2 separate regions of the Mus musculus genome follow, and region 2 is linked to region 1. Evidence: chromatin loops called from intact Hi-C (ENCODE). Cell type or tissue: left cerebral cortex. All regions are shown on one strand.

The links. Hi-C counts contacts between places; a loop is a spot of excess contacts. Peaks named below come from ENCODE experiments on the same cell type or tissue, not always from the same donor. Only the 100,000 strongest peaks of a DNase experiment are listed, where the experiment ranks them.
Region 2: it touches region 1 in a loop (2.3-fold over the local background); 3 of 42 quality-filtered maps call a loop at or near these places.

Annotation. Positions count from the first base shown.
Region 1 is chr1:89,605,596-89,608,095 of GRCm38, reverse strand. All of the region lies in intron 2 of Agap1 (ArfGAP with GTPase domain, ankyrin repeat and PH domain 1), which reads right to left. Among named protein-coding and RNA genes, the nearest start is that of Gm41914, 26 kb to the right of the region's middle. In left cerebral cortex, a CTCF peak has its summit at 1,320 (motif pointing right); DNase peaks (open chromatin) are centred at 583 and 1,291; H3K27ac peaks cover 955 bases.
Region 2 is chr1:88,744,237-88,746,736 of GRCm38, reverse strand. No RefSeq gene overlaps it. Among named protein-coding and RNA genes, the nearest start is that of Platr5, 9.4 kb to the left of the region's middle. In left cerebral cortex, a CTCF peak has its summit at 1,346 (motif pointing left); a DNase peak (open chromatin) is centred at 1,321.

The DNA.
Region 1 (2,500 bases):
AATGGCTGATGCGTGACTAACGCAGTGAATATAAAGCAGCTTTCTCTACCCCTGAGGGCTGGGCTGAGGACCAGAGCATGTGGACAGTTCCTGCACAAAGAAAGTCATCTCCCCTCCAAGGCCAGCCTGCATCTTCCTACCTTGAGCCTCCACAGTTTGAGAATATCTGCCTACTAATTATTCTTTTGCTCAAGGGCACCTGCTGTTTGTCAGCTTCAAGCTGGGAAAATCCAAGCCAGTATATGCCACAGAAATGAAATTTTTAATTAAGATTACTTTCTCTTCCTGGAAGAAATGTTCCCCTACCCAGCACTGTGCAGCTGGGTTTTCTCTGGGTGGTGACACCAGACACTCTTTCCTGTAAGAGTGGGCATTGGTATGGCGTATACCTGAGCAGGCCAGTGCCGCCCACCCCAGGCCTGGGGCAGAGGTTTCTTTGGCCCCTGCACCCATCTCATAGGTTGTGAGCTGTATCATTTTAACTTGAAACATTGGTAGAACTACCATCTGTTAGGATGTGGGCCTCCTGGGGAACTGTGACAACCGCTCCTGAATGTCACTTGCAGAAGAGGAAGTAACCCAGCCTGGGTCCAAGGGCTTCATGGGCATAAAGGAGTGCCCTGATAATGCCCACGCTAGGTATCTCAGGGCAGGAGAAGGTGTCACCCTGCCTTGCCTTGCAGGCTGTCAGTCAGGGCTCTGTGCCTCATGCTGTCATATTCCCGGAAGACGCAGAGCACAGCACCTTTATAATCTCAATCCTCCAGCATCCTGTGTTTTCTACTCAGCTACTAAACAGCAATCTGCTGTAAAAATGGAACCTCTTAGTTAAAAATCCCAGCTGAGAGGATAAGCAAAATACATGGTGGCACCTCTGCACGGTCTGCCCACTGCTTCCACCCCAGCGGAGGCACGGAGCTTGTGTAGCCTGGCACCAATCTGCAGTGCTGAAAGCAACTGCAGCACAACTTCCGAGACCACAGGCAGAGCCCGCCACTCTCCCAGAAGCAAACAGTGAACCGTATGTATGTCCTGATGGGTTCTGAAAGACTCGCTGAGAAATACTCCATAAAAGGCCCATTGGAGATTCAGTGACATCACCAGGGCTGCATTTCCAAGCAGGATGAGGGTCCCACAGCGATGACCTAAAGGGCCACCTGTCTGTCTCGGGTGCTGCATGAGGGTAGAAACAATGACATCCCTGTGGGCATGGGAAGGGAAATGCTTCACAGAACAAAGAAGTGCTTCTTCAGACCTGAGCATCCTCACCAGCAAGAACTGGCTAAGGTGCCCTTGACAACGAGGTGCCTGCTGATGCAGCCACAAGAGGGCGCCCACCACAGCAGAGCGCCTGGCCATCCTCAAACCACAGATGAGCCCTAGAGCTCAAGTGAGCTTTAAGAAAGTCACATTTAGAAGACCCTACACTGTCTCTTTAAATGCTAATACTTGCTAGACACACTGATGCTTACCTTAGAAAACCATATTCCAGAAAATAAGGTTTTGGTAGCAACAATTCTCAATTACTATTGGCTGATAAAAATATGTGGACCGATCCAGGCACGGTGGCACAAGCCTGTATAATTCTAGCCCTTGGGAGGCTGAAGAAGAACGATGGTGAATTAAAAGCCAGCCTGGGCTACATGGTGAGTTTCATGGCAGCCGAGATTACATATAAGATGCTGTCTTAAAAAGCCCAAGCCAACCAAACTAAACCCATGCAGGCCCTGTCAACCTGCAGCACCTTCAACTCCCAGGAAGTTTATCAGGAAGATGAGGATCAATGCCTCCTGGTTCCCAGCCATCTCTTGTGCTGCTGGGAGGTTGAAGCACTCCACCCCGCTGTTGCTCTGACTTAAATGGACACATGAGGCCAGAGGCTACAACAGTTGGGACAGATATACAGAAGGCTCTCCGAGACAGCGCTGGCTTCGAATCCCAGCTCTACCCGACTGTAGATGGCTTCTGGGTAAACTCTTCATGTCTCAAACCTTACCTGTGACACAGGCTGACAACAGGGCCTCCCCGTCATGGAATAATTGTGAGGACAGAAGGCCATAATTACATGGAACCTGCAGGCAGAGCATGCCCAGTGGAGTATATGCTTCATAAACACCTCGTGAAAACACTGCGGCCTTGTTAACTGGCATTAAATCTAAAACCAGAGGGGTCAGCGCCCGAGTTTCTTGCCAGAAGTATCTGAAACTGGCCAACCTGTACGAAAAGGTCCTGTTAATGGCACTGGCACCCACCCCTGTGCCACTCATTAGGTATTTGCAGAGCACTCTATATACTGTACAGGTTACAGAAGCTATGAAACAGAGCAGACAGGCCAAGCAGCTACTGCAGAGCTAGTCTTACGGAACCCCAGAGGCTGAGAGGACAGCTGTCCTCCCGAAGTGGATAACCCCACTGGGGGCCATTGCTGAGACACACCAGTGTCCTGGAGGAAGTGGCTTACTTCCATCTCAGGTGTGAGACACAGAAGTCCTTATCCCAT
Region 2 (2,500 bases), 860 kb after region 1:
GGCTTCTCACATCGCACTCTGGGGGTCATAGACCTGCCCCATCTTTTCAAGTTACTCGCACATGTCTTTCACCTCTCCCTCTTATTGGAAAGAAGAGACATTGCATTCTTTGTTTATTTTTGTTTGTTTGTTTTTTGAGTCAGGGTTTCTCTGTGTAGCCCTGGCTGTCCTGGACCTCATTCTGTAGACCAGGCTGGCCTCGAACTCAGAAATCCTCCAGTCTCTGCCTCCCAAGTGTTGGGATCAAAGGCGTGTGCCGCCACTGCCCAGCTGAGACATTGCATTCTTAACTCAATTTGCTTTTCCATGTAACAAAGCAGTGCTTATCTCTAGCTCAACGGTCAAAAATAAAGGTAAGGAATTAACAGTAGCGTTTAACTCCAGCATGCCCATGGGAGAACTATGCCCTGTGATTTCACACCCTGATCTTGGTTAAACAAAGGGAAACCGGGGGAAATCAATAGAACGTCACTTTTTGTTTAATTGTGTGGAATTCTTTCACAGAAAGTTGACTGACGCCTTTGCATTTCGGGACAGTGCAGGATTTACGGCCATCCTCTGTGTTTCTCTGGTAGCTCCGCAGACTTCCCTTCTACTTTATGGGGTCTCTGGTGGTCTCAGATAGGGGACCTCTTTCTTTTCAGTCTTCCTTCTGTACTGTCAAGGCTGGCCTTCAGTGGGAAACAGAGGACACACATCAGGAACAACTAGAATATCAGAACAGTGACTTCAAAAGAAGGGTATTGTTTTTGTAGAGAGGCCATACAACACTGAGAATCAAAGGGCATCCTGTCGGAGGCCCACTCCTTCCTGGACCCTGGAAAGGGCACATCCTTTGGGAGCCGGGGTACTCATTTCCTTATTATTATTATTTTTATTTTTAATTTTAAGGACCATTATTTTAGTTGGGAGATCTGTTGTGCTGCTCAGAGGACTATGAATCCCGAACTCAGGCCATCCTCCTGTCTCAGCCTTCAAGCTCTGAGGCTATAGGCATGTAGAACTGTGGTCCGTTTCCTTTGGCTCTTAGGCTCACAAGTCGTTTCCTCTCCTGGGCTCACTGGCTTCCTCTGTAAAACCGTGGCACCCACAGGAGCCTTGTGAGAAAGTTGGTTATGCATAGGTACAGTCTGTCGGGCATGCAGGGTGGTGCCAGTGCACGGGGAGTGTGCTCACACTGACTGTGGTCTACACTGCATTGCTTGAGCACTGTGCATTTGAAATTCCCGCTTGCAATCCCTACAGGAGGCTCATGGCTTGTAAGCCAGGGCACTCTTCACCCTTAGTTACACTTATGTTGTGGGCTACGTGCTCCCTCTAGTGGCAGAACTGAGCAGCACCACAATCAAAACAGTTCCGCCTACTGGAGCCCCAGAGACATGGTTCACAGACTGCCACTTAGACATTCTAGAGAAGATGACAACACCTTAGAGAATGTCACGGTGAAGGAATTTGTTAGAACGGAGTCTCACGGGAGAAGATTTGAGGGTTTTACACTCCTGCATATATCTTAGACCTTAAAACTTCATTCGTTTTTTCCTTCCCTTTTTATTCTAATGACCCTTATCTTTGCAAGGGTATTATTCTCATCTTCCAACATGGATTTCTTACACTCTCCTGTGAGCTAGTTAAGCCTCATAGTCCTGTTAAAATACACGTCATTTATCTGATTCGTTCAGATATGTGGAAGTTGAGGACTGAATTAGAATTCACGGATTCATTAACTGTCTTCTAACCCCAAAGATATGGGAAGAATCTCTTTGCAAAGATTACAGGATTTAACATTAATGGGATTCAAATCTGTGGTTAAACTGAAATGAGAATCTTGCTTCGGGAGTGGATCGGGCAAGGGTGCTTCTATTTGAAGCTTCTAAAAATGTGATGGTAGCCCAGTCAGTGCCAAGAACTGTCAATTTAGGTTAAATGCTCCCTGTCACTGTGTGGGTGATGTGCGAGGAGATACAATATTAAGTTGATGTATTTAAAATGTTTCTCTTCTACATGGAGTGGGGGTGGGGAATGCATTCCTTTGAGCCACCATGAGACTATTCCCACATCTGCCAGTACAAACAACTGGGGATAAACAAACGAACCAACAAACACCCCCCCCCCCCCGCAAAATTGGGAAAGGGCTGGAGAGATGACCCAGTGGATTAGAGTGCTTACTGTTGTGTTTTGTTTTAATCTCACGTACCTAACCTGGCCATTGCTCCTGTTTCCTGAACCTCTCTTTCTCCCTTTCACTGATTGGCTAGTCCAGAAAGTGACGTGGAGCTCCCACCAATGGGATGAGATATCCCACCTTTGTCAGGGATAAAAGACTGAAGCCATCTTGGCCAAGGACTCTCGCTAGCCTGGTTTGGGTCATAGTGTGCTCCCCCTACCTGCTTTTTTAAACAAACAAGAAACGAGTTCACGGATTTGTTCCTGTGTTCCTGTGTCCCTGTGCTCCCTTGTGTGACACCGAGATTGTTTTTTGTTTGTTTCTAATGCTATGTGA